2 separate regions of the Homo sapiens genome follow, and region 1 is linked to region 2. Evidence: chromatin loops called from intact Hi-C (ENCODE). Cell type or tissue: CD4-positive, alpha-beta T cell. All regions are shown on one strand. Each heading gives the region's core, and the rest is flanking DNA. Links, peaks and the distances in the headings are about the cores only.

Evidence for each region. Hi-C counts contacts between places; a loop is a spot of excess contacts. Peaks named below come from ENCODE experiments on the same cell type or tissue, not always from the same donor. Only the 100,000 strongest peaks of a DNase experiment are listed, where the experiment ranks them.
Region 1: a loop joins it to region 2, with 6 times the contacts of the local background. A loop is called at or near these places in 2 of 110 quality-filtered maps.

The regions. Positions count from the first base shown.
Region 1 is chr14:51,988,302-52,002,073 of GRCh38, reverse strand. RTRAF (RNA transcription, translation and transport factor) reads right to left here and starts at 12,528. Exons shown (of 8, transcript NM_016039.3): 1 at 12,374-12,528; 2 at 10,633-10,757; 3 at 8,252-8,351; 4 at 3,494-3,580; 5 at 2,278-2,366; 6 at 208-276. The coding sequence starts at 12,434. It overlaps LOC105370497 (a long non-coding RNA gene), which reads left to right and starts at 11,490. Exons shown (of 3, transcript XR_007064166.1): 1 at 11,490-11,555; 2 at 13,385-13,772. RefSeq lists enhancers at 12,049-12,108, 12,449-12,743. In CD4-positive, alpha-beta T cell, for the core only: a CTCF peak has its summit at 5,745; a DNase peak (open chromatin) is centred at 5,743.
Region 2 is chr14:53,051,032-53,059,031 of GRCh38, reverse strand. DDHD1 (DDHD domain containing 1) reads left to right here. Exons shown (of 13, transcript NM_001160148.2): 9 at 406-555; 10 at 3,120-3,372; 11 at 4,403-4,594; 12 at 7,105-7,188. Among named protein-coding and RNA genes, the nearest start is that of DDHD1, 98 kb to the left of the region's middle. In CD4-positive, alpha-beta T cell, for the core only: CTCF peaks have their summits at 3,740 and 3,939 (motif pointing right); a DNase peak (open chromatin) is centred at 3,921.

The DNA.
Region 1 (13,772 bases), core at 2,595-10,594, 1.1 Mb after region 2:
AGGAACATGAAGTTTTTCACTCAAAAATGACCCCCTAGCCACTGAATACATTCAATTTGCTTTAGGAAGCACTGAAGTAAGCTATCCTTTCTCTAAGTTGTAGAACGTAGAATGGATATCTTAAACAGATACATGCAAAGTTTAAAATCACGGCCATACCAGAAGAAATGTTCATTAACAACTTATTTAGGATTTATAGAAACGTACCTCTTTTGTTTGATTTGCCTTAGCAACTGCATCCTGTGTCAGGCGCTCCTGAACCAAAATCCGAATTGCCTAAGAAACCCAAAAATATTTTTACTTTTTATAGGCTGTGTACCTGTCATCCTTTCTTCTATGAGCCCAGAGAATAAGGATGCTCATTTTGATGAAGTCAGAATTACCTAAGTTCATTAATAAACTCCCCATTAAATTAAAAATAAAAAAAACCCACTAATATAACGTAACCTTTCACACTTCTAGTATTTTAATAATGTTGAATGGTGCTTGCAACAATTAAAACCATTTTTTGAATAGGTAATGCACGTGACTGGTAAAAAACAACTTTAAATACAGCAAGACACATGGTAAAAAGTAGGTCTCCTTCCTACCTGAGCCTTGCGATCCCCTACAGATTCCTTACCCTCACTAAAACTGCGAAATGACGAGCATGCTTAGCACGAATACACATTTTTGACACAAAGGGTAGCAGATCATACATACTGTCTTACACTTTGCTTTTATCACTTCACTCTAGTAAAATATTTTCAAACCTTTCAAAGGACACCGTTGGTGGTTTTAATCACCAAGGCATTTCATTATGGTAGGCATGCATGCAAGTATCCATACACACTTAAAAATCAAATTTTAAAAAAATGGAATTTTAATTAGGAAGATGACAATTACAACTCAAAAATAAGTGTGAAAACTTAAACTATAATTTTTAAATAAAAAACCAAATGCTATCTTTGAAAAACCGAATTCAAACAATGTTTAACAGTTATTGCAGATGTTATTAAATAGTCTGGTTGCCAAACAGTTAATATACTGATGCTTGTACTTGGCAAACGTACTAAGATGTTTTCCATATTATGTTATTGTTTGAATGCCTCTTAAAATAACTCAAAAGGGACAAATGTGCAGCAGGACTAGAATTTTATAGCATTTTGTTGTAGTTGATTTATACTTTATCCCCTTGGGTTTTGAAGTCTAACAAAAGCATCCCAAATACGCTATGCATTGTCTGACTCTCCTCTCACTTACTTTATGATTAAAGCTGACATGATCACTATAGAACAGTTCCAAGGCAATTTACATAATTGTCGGAATAAAGAACAAGCCTTTGAAATAGCTAAATTTCACTAAAAACATTTTTGTCTTTTGGCATGCAATCTGGATTGAGAAAATCCAAGTTAACATTCAGATTCAGTATAGAAAATTTTAATAACTTAGGAATACAACAGTCTTGTTAAAACTGACATTTAATAATAAAAATCTAAAAAGCATGGTAAGTTATGGCTTAATCTCTTCTGGGTAGAGTGATATTTATCACAAAGTAGTTTACATGCACAAGGTCTAGTTAAAAGCTTTTAATCTCTTATAAAATTTCCAAGTCTGGTATCTTAAGTACCACTCCCCTGATCCACACCACTGTACTTTCACGATTACTAGGAATAAATCTTCTGAAGTTTATGATTTCTCTCAGAAACAAGAGACCTCTTTCAGATTACTGGGATTCCTGAAGTATAGTTATGAACTGAGTGGCCTATCTAGCATCGGGGACAGAAAGATTCATTTCTCAAAGAGATTTTGGGGTTATATATTTTTGACCAAATTCACCATTACTCATTTGGCATTTTCGACCATCTTAACAAATGCAGACTATGAATCATTAAAAAGACTAACTAAACAGAAGTAGGGTAATGTGGGAAAAACAATGGACCACAGGGTTATAGTGCTTAAAATCCTGGCTCTGTCATTTTCTGTGTCATCTTAGACATTATCCTCATTGAGTCTCAGTTTCTTCATATGATATATATTTTTAAAAAGATATTAGCAGCTGTCTCTAGGATTGTTGGCAGGATTGAATGAGAACATCTTTGCAAAGGATTTAGCATAGTGCAGGCAGAAAACAGAATCCAAATCAGATAAAACCATGAAATCTACTTTATGTTTCATATTCTTCTGTGTATTTTAGTCATTCAACCATAATTTTAATATCAATAGTTAATATTTAGAAAATAAAGACATTTTTCTATGTGCACAGTTTCTGTCAAGAATCAAGAACATGAAGCTGACCTTAAGCATTACCAGGTAATCATCATGACGCTGAATCTGAAGCAGGTTAGCCAAAGCCATCACACCAGCCTTAAAATCAGGATTATTTACTATAAAAGATTAAAAACAAACAAAAACTTACAACCCTGCAAACGTATAATTACAAACATATTTGTGAACATACAAAAACATTTTTAACTTTTCGGTAGCAACAAATCTCTTAGTTTTTAAAACTGCTACTCACAAGAGAAAAAAGAAAGCCCTGTAGACTATCAACAATTAAATAAATTGGTAAGATAAAATGGTTTTCCTATTACTGTATGAGACGGTCCCCAACTTAGGATGGTTAGACTTGTAATTTTTTGACCTTACAATGAGTTCAGTGGGATGTAACCCTAGTGCAAGATGAGGAAAATCTGAACTTACAGTGGTTCCAACTACAATTTTTCAGCTTTACAATGGGTCTTCCGGGGTATTAAATGCATTTTTGACTTATGATATTTTCGACTTTGGGACATGATCTCATCCTAAGTCAAGGAGTATCTGTATTTCATCAGCCAAACTGAATAATCCAATAAATGACTAATTTAACTCACATTATATTTGTCCTGTAACTTTTTCTGCAAGGCTAAATTATACAGCACTTTTAATTAACATTTCTTCCCAAGGCCATTAATTTTAGTACATAGATCCCCTCCATGGATAGTTTTCCCAAAACCTTCTCTCTAAGCAGCAGCTCTGGAGTGTCCAAGAGGCTCACTCATTCAAAAGGGTTAACTCCTAAATTATAGGTCACAATGAATTAGCCAGTGAACAAATATTTTACACATCATAATTTAGGTAATTAGATTCTTCATATTTTTAAAAAGGGAAATTACTAAAAGATATCCAGGACTTAAAATAATGGAAAATTTTACCACTTGTCTGATAGAGTCATTGGATTAAAAGAAATTTACACATTCAAAAAGGCAAACAATGACCCCCATGATTAAATACAAATCAAAACTCCAAATTACTAGAAGCAAATCAAATCAACATTCAGATATTCAAATGCAAGGGGAAGGAGAAAGCACATCATAAAAACATTATAGAGAATAAAATGTTAACATAAATGCTGTCTGCATGGATCCTTCTAAATTTACTAAAACCAAGTAAACCTGGACTTCATTCTTCAAAGAAAAAAACATTTAAAAAACCAAAAATGTTGATGTTCAATGTTATGCATTTATATACTCACCATCCAAATTGATCAATGGTTCTGCATTTTTAGTTGCATTGTCAGCAGTTTTTGAATTATCAGGTACTAAATCCTTGTATTTTTCAGCTATAAAAACAGGCAAAAATATAATTTGTACAACTGCAACTCAAGGTAAAATGACTACTGCTATTTACCAAATTTAACTGAGCCAAAATGATTACAGGTTGAGTTTCCCTTACTGGAAATGCCAATAATTTCCAATTTTAAATTTTTTCAGACTTCGGATTATCTGCATATATAAAATGGGATATTTTGGGGATGGGACTGAAGTCTAAACACAAAATTCATTTTTATGTTCAATGTACAACTTATACACATAGCCTGAAGGTAATTTCATATAATATTTTTAATAATTTTGTGCATGAAATAAAGTTTGTGTTAAGTGCTTATGTGTGGAAATTTCTACTTGTGTCCTCATGTCAGTGCTCAAAAAGTTTTGGATTTTGGAGCATTTAGGATTTCAGATTCTCGGATTAGGGATGCTTAACCTGTATAAGCATAAAACAATTCATTCAATCAAGCTTAATTTTTGCTATAGAAAATGTAAAAAGACAATGTAACTATCTTTTTGATTAAGCTAAAGCAATTACTGGACTATGTGACACAAATATCTTTTCATTAACATTTCTAAAGGCAATCATTTCAAACATGTAAATTTTAGGAAGGTAAAAATCTGCTTTTACAGCTTCCTCTGAAATCTGGGGTAGAAGAATGGGAGGAGGGTTAAGTATAGGTTACGTAAGATTAAATACAAACTCATTAAAAAGTACGCTTCCCCCCATCTTCTTTTGAATGCTGTACATAAAATCCAAAAACCTTGCTTTCCCCAAAAAAATCAATACATCAAATACACCATCATATACAAACCTCAAACTTATTTCATGGAAACTTGAAATTCAGAATTCCAAAGGTAGATTTTATTATTTTCATTTGAAAAACAATACTTCAAAGGAATTCAAAAATAAAAACACTTATTAATAATTCACTAAACTTAATGTTCAAAATGGCATCTTAGGCTATACAGTGCTTATGGGATCTGTTAATGAAACGAGGAAAAAATAAAAGCATAAAATTTAAGTCAGAGTTAAAAAGGCTTCCACTGGCCAAATCTGGAACAGTATCAACAGCAAAATACGTGATGACAGAAAGGATTATAATCCATTGAATAAAATAAAAATCCATGTATCTATACTGATTTAAACAAGTAAATTAGAGATGGGAAAACTTACAAGAGAAAGCCAACAAATAAATGTAGAAAAAATGATGAAATTAGAGAACACCTTTTGTCGATTAACATAATAAATGACTGAGGCAAGAATCATCATATGGTTGCTAAAACTAGTGGGGGAAACTTGAGGCGCAAAAACATAATTGATACAGTCTCAAAGTACCTCCCCACAAGATATATTTATTACAAAGAGGAAAATAGTAACTTTACAGTGGAGAAACCATAACCTAGTGATCAAAGTAACATAACTAGTAATGGGACATATCGCTATCACGTATCTCCTAATATGATGCACTAAAAAGAACACATCACTTCTGTGTTACTCCTAACAAAAGTATAAACCCCAAATCTAATCATGAGGAAACATCATATAAATCCAAATTGAGGGACACTCTACAAAATAAATGTCAGGGTCATGAAGCACAAATAAAGACAGGAACTGTTCCAGATTTTAAGATACTAAGACAGATGTAACAACTAATGCGGTGCATAATCCAGGATTGCTCTGGGTTATTTTTTTCTTTCGAGAGAAGTGGGGGGTTTGGTAAAATGTGAATAAATAATAGTATATCAAAGATAACTTCCTGATTTTGATCACTGTACTGTGGTTATATAAGACAAAGTTGTTTTTAGGAAATGCACTTTAAAGTGTTTAAGAGTAAAAAGGAATCATCTATAATTTACTATCAAATGGTTTGGAAAAAAATGGTGTGTGCCTCTGTGTAGAGAGAAGGATGAAGCAAATGAGGTAACACGCTACATTTGTAGACTTGAGGTATATGAAAATCTTTGTACTATTTTGTAATTTTTCTATACATCTGAAATTATACATTTAAAAAATTTCAGTTATTGATCATGTTGACAAGCTACCAAAAGGCTTCAAAAAATAGTAGAGCGCAAATAATAAAAACTCACAATGGTTTCAGCAAATTTTAAAATAAGTAACTTAAAAGTCAAGGAGGCAACATATCAATGTAAAACCACAAAAGAACATCAGCGCCTCCTACCGATTAGAGACAGTATTATTTGACCAATTTTCAAGTCTGTTTTTGCAATTCTGAATTTTAATAAACAAAACTTGTTTTCTAGCTTAGACTTTTAATATACTTTTGATACCATTCACCTTCAAGTATATGTTGACTTCCTTTTTCAATATTGAAAAATTTACATTCCACACACAAGCTTCTTTTATTCACTAAAAGAACATGCTATTACTGAGAAATACATGTACTTACTAAAGTCAACTGCAGGTATACATGACCATATGCATCTACCATTGAAGGTTAACGGGTTATAAAAATGGAACAAATAGAATAAAACAAATAAACTGAGATGTAAGAATTTGGGAATAAATGAAAAACAGTTTTGATAAGCTACAAATTGGCTCATATACAATTCCTACCAATCCAGAGCAGGGTAGATAAAAAGACCTTGTTAAAGGCCCTAAAATCAATACTACACTAAAGCCATAAGGCTTATGAATACATGTATTTTCTAAAGAAAGAAAAGTTTTTTTTTTTTAAATTAAATGGAAAAGTAAACGAAGTCTCAAATTGAGCTTTCCTTAAGATTTTTGCCATAAGGCTTCTGAAATTTAAGTCTGAGGCATCAGCAAAAAATTGGCTGATGCTCCAAATCAGTGTATGTAAACACTCACATATACTGCATTCGCCACACATTACTGAAATTGATAAGCACCTGTTGTGTGCAAGAAACTATGTCAGGTACTGTGACAGACACAATATTGACCTGTACCCCCCAAGATGTCCATGTCCTGATCCCTGGAACCTGTGTATGTGTTACCTTACATGGCAAGATTTGCAAATATGATAAAATTAAGGATCTTGAGATAGGGGATTATCCTGGATTATCCAGGTGGGCTCAGGAGGATCAGAGCCAGAGACAAAGTTATGACAATGGAAGCAGAATCAGATAAGAGACTGGAAAATGCTATGCTGCTAGACTTGAAGAAGGAAGAAGGGGCCAGAGTCAAGGAATTCAGGCAGCCTCTAGAAGTTAAAAAAGGAAAGAAACAGATTCCCCCGAGAGCCTCCAAAAGGAACCTGCCTTGCTGACAACTTGACATGAACCCAGTGAGGCTAATGTTGGCCTTCTCATTCTAAAATAATAAATTGTGTTTTCAGTCACTGAGTTTGTAGTAATTTGTTACAGCATCAATTGGAAGCTAAGAGAGGTACCATGTAGGAATCAAAGCTGAGTATCAGTTTACAAATTACTGGGACGAATAAGACATAGAAGCAAAATGGAAAGTGGTTAATGACTTAAAATGTATAGGGTTAAAAGCTATGGAAGTTCAGAGGGAAATTATACTGCTGCTAAGACATAAGACAGCATATGAGATGGATCTTAAAAAGATGGGTAGGATTTAGATGTGTAGATAGAATGAAATGGTATATTAGCCAAGGGAAAAGTGTGAACAAAGAAACAGAGGGGGAAATGGGATATAAACAGGAAGCACTATTATTCTAATTTAGCTGGGATGTCAAGATGTGAATACAGGTTGGATATCAGTCATCATTAACTACCATGCTAAGGAGCTTAAAATTCTTTTTATAGAAAATGGGAAATTAGTGTTTATGGATATGTATGTTTATTAATATGAATATGTAACTGGAACTGTTCTTTGGAAACAAGGAGTAAGTGGCATCCTAAAATAGATTAACGTTTCAGAAAGTTAGCTTGGTTGGCCATGCAGTTAAGAACAGAAGGTGACACTAATGGGAGATATTATAATACTCCTGGCAGAAAGTGACAAGAGCCTGAATTAGGATTATGCCAATGGGAATGAAGATACAACAAACATGAGAAAAAGTCAGTGTAGGTGGGATGAAGGGAAAGGGATAAGCCAAGATATAAAAAGGCTTCCAAAGTAAATAATTAAGAAGACTGTAACTAACCGAAAAACACAAAATGCAGGGGATGCAGATAAGATAATCAAATCTTGCATTTAGATGTTGGCAGGCCTTTCAAAATGAAATGGTCTAATAAGAGAAAACACCCGTTTAAAGAAAAATTGTTTTTACTATAGGTACTAACATTCAGAAGCTTCCAACCATAGAAGTATCTGTGCTAAGACAGTAAACATAAGTAATATATTCTGGCCTATAGAGTATTAATGTATATTGGCATTAGACATGTTTCAGTCTTTTGAGAAATTACCTACTGCAACAACACTTCAAAGTCCCATCAATTCTGGGACACTAAAAACAATTTAATTTGAAAGGCTAAGGTGCAGACCATATTATCAAAGTAGTGTTACTCTGTGAGAAGACAGTCAATTAGCCTTCTCCAGAGGGCACCATTTCCAAATTCTAACAGAAATATATAAACACCAATGAAAGACAATAAAAGTGCTTTTAACTTGTGATAAGAATAAACCAAAGGTAAAATAGTACTAGACAAAACAAACTGCAAAGTTCCCTACATTTTCACACTCCCTTTCCCATCTTTCCTCTCTCTTTAAAATACACATTCCCCACAAAACGTACCATTATCTCCATATTCAAGTCTAACAGCTAAACCAAGAAGCCAGTCAATAGCTTCTTGTCGATCTTGAATCTTGAAAGGACAGTTAACATCTCTGAGATACTGTGAGGGGGAAGAAAAGAAAACCACCAGTTTCATTATTACCATAAAGTCACAGAAAAAAGAATGGGAGAGTTGAAAGAGACCTTAGTTTGGATCTCTAACAATTTTTTAATAACATTACTACACTTTTGATGCAATTATATAACCCAACAGAAGGGAACATTTAAGTGTATCATCTTAAGAAAAAAAATAGAATACGACAACTTCCTCATTTTATAGATGAGAAAGCTGAGGCCTAGAGATTGACACTTGCCAAGGGTTACACAACTTACACCTGGGACTAGAATCTAAGCTTTCTGATTCCTAGTCTCAATACACATAGAGCAATTAACTAAAAAGAATAACTTTAAAAAGGATATACAATAAATCATTATCTATCTAAACCTTAACTTTCATATTATGGAAATGCCACTGAAAAGAGTAGCCATGTAACATACATGTAGGGTGTAACCAAGTAATTTAAATAAATGTCAGAAGCTGTATATTCAAATAAATGTTGCATATAATAGTATTATATGTAACATTAATTATATGTAATATAAGATTATAATAAAATCAACTTGAAGGATAATAACTGTTTAGGTTCTGATATGTTGAAATTATTCTTACTGTCATTCCAGGTGTTTCACATCAGAAATACGTGTGTGTATATGTACATATATACACACACATACATACATATTTCTTTTTTTTGAGACAGAGTCTTGTTCTGTTGCCCAGGCTGGAGTGCAATGGCACAATCTTGGCTCACTGCAACCTCCGCCTCCTGAGTTCAAATGATTCTCCTGGCTCAGCCCCCTGGGCAGCTGAGATTACACACATGCGCCACCACACCTGGCTAATTTTGTGTTTTTAGTAGAGACGGGGTTTCGCCACGTTGGCCCGGCTGGTCTCGAACCCCTGACCTCAGGTGATCCACCCATCTTGGCTTCCCAAACTGCTTGGATTATAGGCATGAGCCACCGTGCCCAGCCTAGACAATTTTTTATATTCTCCAGATACCTTTCTACATGCAGAATTCTGTACTGTCTTGTACACATGAATAGACCATAAAATGTAATATAAACAAACATAAAATCCTAAAAATATATTTCAAAGTTTTAAGAAGTCCACTGAAAATTTTAAAAATATTTTCTAAGAGCAAAGGAAAAGAATACAGTAGTATTAATAGTAGTAGTATAGAGGCATTGGCAGTAATAAGCTTATCACACTTGCTATGCGCCAGGGACTTCTGTGAACAATTACTCATTAAAAACAAAGCCACACTTATGAGATAGGTATCATTGTTACCCTCACTTATTGATGAAAAAATTGAGACACGGAAAGGTTAATAACAATGATGTAATTTATACAATCCCTAATTTATAAAATCACTGATTCTAGGGAGAAAGTGCCTAATCACACTGCTCTCGCAAATGAAAAACTTAGCCTTTTTCAAGAAAAATATCTCACTCATCAAATATAACTGATGAAAATGTTTAATGTAAGAAATGACACTAAAAGCATTTTTATTCTAATCTGAGAATTCTTTTTTATGCAAAAGTGTTACTAAAACTAAATCAATGGGAAAATGATTCAAGGCACAAAAATATGATATACCAGAGATCATTTAAGGACTATTTCCCTAGCATACAACAAGGGATATCTGTTTACATTAAATATAAGCATAAACACGACAGTCTTGGTTTTCAAGCATCTCAATAATGTCTTTTTTTGAGACAAGGTGTCACTCTGTCGCCCAGGCTGGAGAACCTCAGCCTCCCAATTAGCTGACACTACAGACACAGGCCAGCACACCCAGATAACTTTCTATTTTCTTGTAGAGACAGGGTTTCATCATGTTGCCCAGGCTGCTGTCAGAACTCCTGAGCTCAAATGATCTGCCACCTCAGCCTCCCAAAGTGCTGGCATTATAGGTGTTAGCCATCACACCTAGCCAATGTCTTCTTTTAATATAAGAAATAGTACTGTGTTTAACAAAAATTCTGATTTGGGCCATAAAGGGAAAGCGAAATATTTACATCATTATTTATTTAAGAAACTTCATGTTTCTAGAGAAAACTATTTCTACCTAATACTGAAAGCTTGGTAGGAAGACATAAAATAATTTGCTCTAAAAGCAAAAGACACATCTAAGAAAAAAGCAAAATCCCTGAAATCCAGCTTTCCTAACACTGATCATTATCATTTTTTTCTTAAAAGAAGAAAGTAATTTTAAGCTCATCTTCATGATTTTTCAGACAAACTCTCTGTATTTTTACTTTACTTCCTAATTCATTACCTTTTCAAAGAACTTGGGCCAGTCGCTGCTGTGGATGTTTCTTAAATTCCCTCTGTCTTCAATCTTGTAGTGCCTGATTTTCTGGTCTTCAAGCCAAACGATGAAGTTTCTAAATTCTGTTTCATCTGCAATAAAAAATATCACATAAATAACTAGAAGCACTACATAAAATACCTCCTTCTCAGGTATATGTTCAGATATATGTTCTTGTGGAATTTTCTTAACTTCAAAATACTAAATTAATTGAACCAAAAGAGGGAGTTGAAAGTACAGATTCTGGAGTTGAAAGTACAGATTAACAATGATCTGTTCAAATCCTGGGTCCAGATACTTACTGGTTGTGTGAACTTGGGATAATCACCCACATTTTCTGTGCCTCAGACTCTTCAGCTACAAAATGAGGGTGCTAATAGAACTTACCTCATAGAGTTATGAAGATTAAAAGAAGTTGTTTTATTTAAGAAGTTTCTTAAATAAAATAAATACGGATAAAAACAGTGCCTGGCACATAGTTTTGCTATTTAAGTGTTACATATTAATATTCCAGTTCCTTTGCGGACAGAAAGGGGAAGGAGGGCAAGGTTAAATTTATAGCAAAGTAATAAAGTAAAATATACAACAAAATAATAAGTAAAAGAAATTAAATGACAAAAAAGACACTGTGACAACTGTTGTCATGGAATGTTAACTGCACATTAAGTGCATAATTGTTTCGTTTAATCCTCCCCATACCTCTTTTGAGGTAGGTAATATCCCATTTTACAGATAAGAACATTGAGACTCAAAGATTCCAATCCAGAACAAGGCTCTATTGTCACTGATACTTTTTTGTTAAAGTAGAAAAACAATAGATTATAATTTGATATGCTTCTACAGGCGATCAACAAAACACTGTCATCCTGCTTAGAAATTATTTTCAATTTGTGAGTCAAATTCAAGCTTCCATTATAAGGTCTTGAGAATTACACAGTGGTCTGAGTATCACAAGTTATACTTGATCACTTTCAAACTTACCAGTCTATCACAGGCCACAACTATACAAAGGAAACGAGTAGTGGTGGGTAGCAGTTTAGTTACAGTGAGTAGCAACGTTATTACTTTTTAAAATTCTAATGCTGTAAAATCCCAAATACCTTTGTATTCACAATTCAACCTTCCCACTCATCTGCTATTAACTTTTTTGCAACACCACATAACACAACTAGCCCGTTACTACACGCGCTTACCCTCCCACTGTGATCGGTCCTGATTTCATTGTGTACTGTCTCAAACTGCTCAGTGGGTTCTGATTGCTTCCACCCCTCGTCCCTTTAGCTCCTGGCAGGCAGTGAACTAGTCTTCAAGTTACTCAGCACCTTCCTCAGAATCCAGCACCGCGCTGGCCCATAATTAGCAGGTGCTCAAGGTATCGCCTAATTACCCAGGGAACCATGGAGTTGAATAGTGAGTGAGAAAGACGAATGCTCTCCCTTTTATGTACAGAGAAGGTAGTTACGTGATGCTTGGAGTTAAGCAAGTGCAGAAAGTAACATGCCGAGACAGGAGTAGGTGAGAGGGCTTTAAAGGCGGGAAGGGGCGGCGAAGAGCCGAGGTACGTGGCGACCCAGAGGAGAGGGGCCCGGAGGCTGCCGGCGGAAACCAGGCCGCCGAGGGTCCCGACGGGGAGGTGGGGTGCGGGCACTGAGGCTGGGACCTCCGCCCAGGTCAGGGACACGCGGCCGGGCTGAGGCCGCCGCCTCACCTTTGCAGTTGAAGCCGGCGGGGTTGTGGTAGTCGAGAGCCGTCAACTTGCGTCGGAACATGGTCCCCGCTTCTCGCTCTGGTCCCCCGGGCCTCGGCCGGGAGAGAAGAAGCGAGGTGGAGCGGGAGGCGCAGGCACCGGCGACGCGGCGAGAGGGCGGGCAGGCGCTGAGTCGCTCCGAAATGACGGCGGCCTTCGCCAATCGTGGCTTAAAAGCGGTGGCCGCCGGCAAATGCCCACCAATCGCGGCTCCGGCTGGGGAGGCGGGGCCACGTCGGCGCACGTCGACGCTCAAATAAACTTTATTGTCAGCTTCCTGGTTGTACAATAGGCAGAAAACCACCGGGAAGCCACTTTCCTTTCTTTCTTGCTATAGCATGCAGAGAATAGTATATGTAGGCTTTTGGTATTCGCTGTACCTCCCGTTGGATTACAGAATTACTGTTTAGTGTTTTGAGTGCATTCATTCATTTTATTACTCCTCCTACATAACAGGTGCTCTTCTAACACTGGTAATACAAAGACTACAAAGCAAGGTCCCTATAGTAAGATGCTTTCAGACTAATTGGGAGTGATCCACAGGTAAACATACAATTGTTAATACGATGCGATCGTTCCAGATATCCTCAGCCAGAGTGAAATCTGAAGCCGAGATCGTCCCTCACTCCCCCTCACCCTCGGTCACAGCATCCAGTAGGTCACCAATTCCTGCCATTCTGTCTCTCCTAACTCTCAAATCCCTCACCTCCTTTCGGACCCCACTGATACAGCCACAGATCAGATCCTCATCACTTTTGCTTACTCTAATTATCTGATTGATTTCTTAGGGCCAGTCCTGCGTTCTCCAAACCATTCCTCCATACAGCGATGAGAGAGATTTTTCTAAAGCAAAAACCTGTACATAACTTTCTCTGCTTATGTTTTAGTGGTTCCTGGTTACCCCCTAGAAATAATCAAAACTCCTTATTGTATTTAAGATCTTTCCTGATCCAGTCTCTACTTGCTTTTCAGACAGTGGAGAGAGAGCAGTGAACAAGACAGACCAGGCCCCTATTTTCATGGAGTTTAAAAGGCTAATGAGGGAAACAATAAACAGATAAGTATAAACTAAGGCTTGAAGATGGTGAGGCATTCACCATGCAGTCAAAAGGGTAACCTAGTTTGAGGGAAGAGGATGTATAAAGGCAAGAAATGAGCAACAGCATGGCCCAGAGGGACTAGAGCTTATAGGGGCTGGAGGGTGAGAGGGAATGACAGCTGATAAGACTATAGACAAAGGCAGGGCTCTGATAAGGAAAAGCCTCTCATGGCAAGCTAAGGGGAGCTATTGAAATTCTTGGGGGTAAGCCAACTATGTACGTTTCATTTCATTTCATTAATTAAGATTTTAATTAAACAC
Region 2 (8,000 bases), core at 1-8,000:
ATGCACGTATTTTATTCTGCTTTCCCCACAGGACTGTAAATTTTGAGTGCAGAAGCTGTGTCTTACTGGTCTTTATATCTATCACAGCACCGAGTGTATTACTTCACACAAAGTAGTACCTCAATAAATATTTGATTTGTGTATACAAATATATAAGAAAATGATCCTTATCTTCCTTTTATTCAACTTGTATTAGATTTAAAGATAATGAAGTATCTCATGGAAATAGATTATTCTAGAATGGTTAATGGTTGGCAGAGCCCATCTGGATAACTCTTATTAAAAACGAATATACTCAAAGATATTTTATTATTTGTATTTTGCCATATATTACGTTATGCCCAAATTTTGTTGAAAGATAACACTTCACCATTTTTAAACTTTAAGATGACTTTATCATTTTAGGTTGAGAATTTCTTCTGTATGGGATCCCCATTAGCAGTTTTCTTGGCGTTGCGTGGCATCCGCCCAGGAAATACTGGAAGTCAAGACCATATTTTGCCTAGAGAGATTTGTAACCGGTTACTAAATATTTTTCATCCTACAGATCCAGTGGTGAGTTGCAATATAGACTCTTTTTTTTCTCAATGTCAAATTGTTCCTAAAAAGAATCTATCAGCTGGGCACAGTGGCTCACGCTTGTAATCCCAGCACTTTGGGAGGCTGAGGCGGGCGCATCATCTGAGGTCAGGAGTTCAAGACCAGCCTGACCAATGTGGTGAAACCTCATCTCTACTAAAAATACAAAAATTAGCTGGGCGTGGTAGTGGGTGCCTGTAAGGCAGGAGAATCACTTGAACCTGGGAGGTGGAGGTTGGACTGAGCCAAGATCATGCCACTGCACTCCAGCTTGGGTGACAGAGTAGTGAGACTCCATCTCAAACAAAAAGAAAAAAGCCGGGCGTGGTGCTCATGCCTGTAATCCCAGCACTTTGGGAGGCCAAGGCAGGCAGACTGCCTGAGCTCAAGTTCGAGACTAGCCTGGGCAACATGGTGAAACTCCATCTCTACTAAAATACAAAAAATTAGCTGGGCACGGCTGTAATCCCAGCTACTCGGGAGGCTGAGGCAATAGAATTGCTTGAACCTGGGAGGCAGAGGTTGCGGTTAGCCGAGATTGTGCCACTGCACTCCAGCCTGGGCAATAGAGCGAGACTCTGTCTCCAAAAAGTAAAAATCTGTCTAAGACATCTTACAAGGTGCCATCGAATTAATGAAAACACTTCATTTATCTGATTATTAAACGTGTGTTTTGGTTAATTTAGGGCTCATGAGATAAAGTACCTTAGAGATGGTCTGGTTATGTTGCACCTGTAATACAAGAGTGTAATGTAAAAATATTATTCCCAGACAGTTAGTACAAGAGACAGGAGTCTACTGGACTTTCAAACCTTAACCAATTGTAATACCAGTAACCTAGAAACCATAAATCTTAAAAATCCTGCTCTAAATACTTTTTTAATCTAAAGTATGCTACAATATTGGAATGTATTTTGTAGACTCTCTGAAAAATGAAAATATTCAAATACTGAACATCAAAATAAAACTTTATTATAGCCTAATAGAATTGTAAGATGTTGGATTTTTCTATTCTCTATTATGTTTATGCTGTAAATATTTTTTTTAATGGAAGCACTCCAAGAACCTTGCATCCTGTTAAACAGTGTAATGCCAAGTAAGATTTTCAGACAAGAAAAATGCCCCCTTAATACTTCTTTGGGACAAGGCTGGTTTAACTAAATATTAAACTATTTTAAATAGCATTTATTCTCTGAAAAAATAGCTTCATATAATTGTGGAAAGTCTTTTAAAGGATCCTTTTAGCTAGTACCAAATAAATATAACATTGACTAACCATTCGAATTTTAGAAAATCTCTCATATGTTAAAGACTTACAACTGCCATATTAACTTCACTGAACTGGAAGTTTAATATAAGATTCAAATACAAACTGCACAATCCTGGGCAAGTTATTTCTGAGATTGTATCTTATCTGTATGATGTAGATGATAATATTTTGCCTTCTAGGATTGTTAGGATTAAGTAAAATATATATACACCCAGCTAGACAATAAGCATTTCATTAACATATACTCATTTTATTCATTGTCTCGTAACTTGAAAGTGAATTTCAGTTCATAGGTCTGCTCTGAGCCCTGTCCTTTGTATAACTTAAACTTTGTTGTAACTTTAAAGGAGGATTCCAAACTCTTAAATTTTTATTATTCATTTTATAGTTTTTCTGTGATTTTTAAAAAAATTAATACTTTGTTAAATAGTTTACGTCAGAACGGTGCAAGGCAGTTTTTACAAATGTTATCTGTTCTTTCTCACATCTCTGTAAGAGAGGAAGTGTTACCTCCTTTCTACAGCTCAGGAAACTCAGGGCTCCGAGACCTAGTGACTTAACAAGCATCATGCAATTAATAAGTGACAGAGGCTGGGCGCAGTGGCTCTCTATTATCCCAACCCTTTGGGAGGCTGAGGTGGGAGGATTGCCTGAGCCCAGGAGTTTGAGACCAGCCTGGGCACCAAGGCGAGACCCCATCTCCATCTTAAAAAATAAAATTTTCTAAAAATGTAAATTAAAAAATAAGTGATAGAAACCAGAATATGAATTTGGGGGATTCTGATGCCGTATCCATTGCCTTTTCTGCTGTCTCATTGCTACTTCACATCAGACAGATGCTCTTATGCTGGCATCTGATTTATGCTGTTACTGTATCAATCTATTTTAAAACAGAGCTTAAATAGAGCTCCTAAAATATTAAAAATTGGCCTTATTTGCTGTTTCCCAGGATTACCATCTACTACTTCAACTTTGCTCCTAAGACTAAAATAAATCTAATTGTTACATATCAGAACATAATAAAAATATTTCTCTGAAAAACTAATTGATAGACACTATTAGCCTAGACTGTTTTTCATAATCTCATCATTAGATCAAGTGCATATTAACAGTGAACAAATAGAAATACATGTTTGAAATAGCTATTGTTTTTTAATTAAATTCCTTCTCGGAGGTTTACTTAACATGCAGTAGAGTAAGAACAGTTTACTAAAATCCAAGCATTGTGATTTAACACTGTGTTTCTTTGAATTTTTTTTTTTAAATCAAGGCTTATAGATTAGAACCATTAATACTGAAACACTACAGCAACATTTCACCTGTCCAGATCCACTGGTACAATACTTCAAATCCTTTACCTTATGAACATATGAAGCCAAGCTTTCTCAACCCAGCTAAAGAACCTACCTCAGTTTCAGAGAATGAAGGCATTTCAACCATACCAAGCCCTGTGACCTCACCAGTTTTGTCCCGCCGACACTATGGAGAATCTATAACAAATATAGGCAAAGCAAGCATATTAGGTAATTTCTCTTATGTATTCCTTATCTATGCATATAAGCACTTTCCTAGACATAAGTTTGGGGGACTAGAAGTATTCTATGTATTAGGAAACTCCCAGCAGTTAATCCCTGTGTCTAGAATTAACTACCCTCCCAATGTTCATATTTGAGGCCCAAAAAGCTCTAAAGTTCTCTGATTAGATCAGATCTTATAGTTTTAGAATATAAGATAGCTGGATGGACCAGAAAAAGCTGTTATGAGAATCAAGTCCCTCATTTTAATCTTGGTCCTACCACTTGCTGTGAGATCTTGAGTAAATAATATAGTTTTTAATGCTCTACTTGCTCATCTGTGAAATGAGAAAGCACTTGTGTCAGAGGGTGCTCCCTGTCAACCAGTTCTCTGATCTATTCTAAAAGTCTCTCAAACTGTGTGATTCCTGAGGGCAACAAGGATGTTTAATTTTTCTTTGAATGATCTCCAGTACTGGCACAATGTTTGCTGTATCACTGGAACTCGATTATGTGGTATTTGAATCTGTCCATTGCCTTTGGTTACAAGTTGCCTTAATGTAAAATACCACAAGGTGGCACTATAAATAGGCTTTATCTCCTGGACTCATTGGCTGTTTTACTTTCTCATGTTAATACATTGTTTATTGATGGCTTTTTCTTACATGTCCATTTAAATTCAGTAGTAAGTATATCAATAGTAAATCTATACTCATGTCAATGGCATGGTTCTTTTATCAAAGACTTTAATCTTGCCAAATATTTTAATAAACCATGATCACTTGAATAAAATAGAATCTTTATTCCTTTGTTTATATATTCCTGTGTTATATTCCTAGAGCTTATACAACTCTCATTCTATTCACCATTTTTATTTAGAAACCTGCAATATAAATTATAATTTTCTTATGTTCCCACCCTGGAAAAACATGACTAGGGTTTGGTCCCTCTGCCAGTTGGCTATAATTATGGGTGGTGCTCTTTAGCTTAGAGTGTGGTGTGATTCAACAGAATGACTACCCTGCTTTGTGAAATACAGGGGCTGCTAGCATTGGAAAGGGACTTGGAGGAATGTTGTTCTCAAGATTTGGACGTTCATCTACAACACAGTCATCTGAAACATCAAAAGACTCAATGGAAGATGAGAAGAAGCCAGTTGCCTCACCTTCTGCTACCACCGTAGGGACACAGACCCTTCCACATAGCAGTTCTGGCTTCCTCGATTCTGCATGTTAGTTCATACATTATTTCCTTAAGTTGATACTGTATCTTTTTAAAACTTGGGGAGGGCAGGGAGGTATAAAATATTAATACTAGCTAGTCAACTCTAAGATCTAAAGTGTGCCTTAACTTTGAAAGAAAAAAATGCTTTCCTTCTGCTTATATTTTTAAGAATAATTTCCAGGAAAATGCAGTTTTACTTTCTGCATTGATGAATTAATAGAATATTAGTAATTAGGGCCTTGTGGCACAAGGTCTTAACCATCAAGCATAAAACAAATCTCTTTAGGGTAAGTACCCCCTGAAGTTTATAAAGTAGATTTTTACTAATGTGATCTTCTCAGTCTCAAAAATCGTGTAATTATTGCTTTAGATCTATGCTGTATCTGGTCTTGAGACTTTAAAAACTGCTATACCAAAGTCATCCTACTTCTATTCAAAGCTTAGAAATTTTATTGGATCTGCTGAATGGCTTCCAATTCTATCCCAGCTACCTAGTGTAAAGCAGATATTGAAAAAATGAGTAAATAAATGGATAGTTATGTTGGACTTAGCATTATATGGATCTTTAAGCTTTCTCCGGTGGACTTAGAAAGTTTGAAATGTTGAGTAGTTGTGAAACACGAATACACTTAGTATATATTTACTTCCAAGAGTCTGAACTTGAACATTATTTTTAGGTGTCTAGTAAAATAAAACTAAAACGTCAAGTCCTATTTTTTCATTGACACCTATAATGAAATATAAATTCTGAAACTAGCTACTCCTTTTCTGTAACTATAGCAGGGAGAAAACTTTTCTTTCTCTAGAAATTTTTAAACAGATTTTATTTGTTACTTAGAGTATTGTGTTCTTACTGTGTCTGCTACTCTAAATTGTAAAATGATGGCATTCATTGCCATCCATCCTTAGAAAGTTCAGGTGTGACACTCCTAGAGGCTGAATAATTCTTCCACAGTCAACTCCACTCCAGGATGAATTATTAATAGGGTTGAACATTCCTACTTGGGCCAACAGCATTTTTAATTTAATTATATCTGTGCCAGACTCTGGACACTGAAAATTTTATAATTGCAAGTCTGGAAAATTCTTTTTTAGACTTTGATATTTGCATTAAATATATTTTACCTTCTATAAGAGTTCTCATACTATTTCTGACTTGTTTCCTTTTCTACTTAATATCAAAAATGTGATTGTGAAAATACAAAATTCTGTCGTGACATGCAGATGTCAAGAAAACTCTAACTGCTGAAGAAAATTAATTTCAAAGAATTTTGTAAGGTAGCAGGTAAAAAGTCATGGTTCTCTGTAATGTCATTAATGTGCAACAGTAGTGCTAGTAAACATCAGAGTGAGGGAGGGAGCAAGAAGAGCAGGGTAGGGTTTAACCCCCTAGAAAAAGGGTAATGAAAACGTATGTATAGAATCTACAGGCTCTGAGGGAATAAAACTTTTTTAGGTTTTTTTTTTCTGTTTAACATAGTAATTTCAAAATAATAGAGAAACCCCCAGTTTTTTCTTCCAGAACAGCAGTTAGTAGAGGTGCATAGCTGTATTGCATCTTTTTATTTTGAGAGCTTAACAAAATACATACTATGTCATTCTTACACATAAATTCTTTGATAGTCCGAATGGTAAAATAGTCAACAAGACTCAATATGAGGTAATTATGAGTCTTACACATATTCACATATTACACATACTTATATATTATACATATTACACATATTCACCTCTAGATATAGATATAACTATTAAAATTGGACTATTATAATAAGATTCTGCCTTTTAAATCCTATTCCCAAGATTTGCTTTACTAATTATTTGGCTTGCTTCAATAATGTAATCTGTGTAATCGTCATAATTTCTCGTCGTTAAGTGCTGTCTTGGCTATATCGTGCAAATCATAAAACTTTTCTTCATTAAATCTTCTTTCTGAAATTTGGTCATTGTGATTAGGTGATTCTGGCTTCCCTCCTTTCTTCCTTCTACTTACATTAATTGCCTCAGTTCTTCTGGATAACCTTTATTCTGAAGCTACCGACTTTGATTCACTTGCTATTTGAGGGTAAAATGGGGCACAGGCTTAGAATTCATGATCTGTCTGTTTCTTTATGTGAAGAACTAGTGTTGTCAATTGAAACCTATTTTATTTTCATCCAGTTGAAGCATCTTACCTAGCTATTCTTCTTTTGAAAAGTCTAGACTTCTTTTCTAACATATAATGCAAAGATCTGTTTCTTTTAGCATTGTTTTGCATCTAGGTTAGGAACTAAATTAGCTATGAATTTGGGGACTATCTGGGTGTTAACAGATTATGAGATTATATTTCAAGTTAGTTATGCTTACATTTTCCATGAAAGAGCTCCTTACAAAAATTAAGATGTGTACTACTTTATGTATGCTAGATTTAGTCAGTTTATTTGGGAGTATTGTTCTAACTTTTGGCCACTACATCATTGAAGGCCATTTTTAATCATCAGCCAACCCTTTACAGCATCTTGTGTTTTTTTTTCACAGATTTCAGACTTCAAGAATCGTTCTTTAATCTCCCACAACTTCTTTTTCCGGAAAATGTAATGCAGAATAAAGATAATGCCCTCGGTATGGTATATGTCAGGAATAGCATTCAGAATACTATAAAAATGATCTACTTAGAGTTCTTCTGCTTATTGAAAAATTGGATCAGTTCTTCTATGAGATCCCAGCTTCAGTGTTACCATTACAGACTATTTTATGTGTATTTTCATCCCATATTTTCTAGTCTTAAATGGTAGTGGTTCTGAAACCTGAAAATTGACTAGCCACTTAATGTGCTAAAGTATATTTGTGTATACTTCTACAAAGAAGGAACCTGAAGAAAAGCATAAGGTCATTTTCTTCCTTCTTTATTGTCCTAAAGGCTCCAAAGAGGTTTGCTATTTCTTTTCATTTAATACATTTAGATATAAAAGGGTTTCTAATAGTACAAAGAATGTCATCATTCTTGGTTATTTCAGGTATCAGTAAATTTACCACTTAGGGTTGTAGGTATGTCATAGCTGATTGCTTTCAACACAGATATTTAATGTAGTTTAGGGGAGTACATTCACTTTTAAAAACAGTATTCTTGGATGTAAGAGATATTTTTAATCTCTTAATTTTCAGTATATTCTAAATGTATCACTATGGATTAACTTTAGCAGTTTAAAATTATTTTTATGACTAACTTCTGATTCTTTTTCCACAGCTTCTCTTTTAAAAAAAAAAATGCTGGATTTTGTCTTTGACAAAACACGTTACAGGGCTTTGTGGGATTTTTTTTCTTTTAATGTTTTAACCAAATCTCATTTTACAGTTTCTTTATTTGATCACCAATTTTCATAAATTTTTTCAAGTAAAAAAAAAAAAAAACTCTTACATTACTTCAGTTTGCG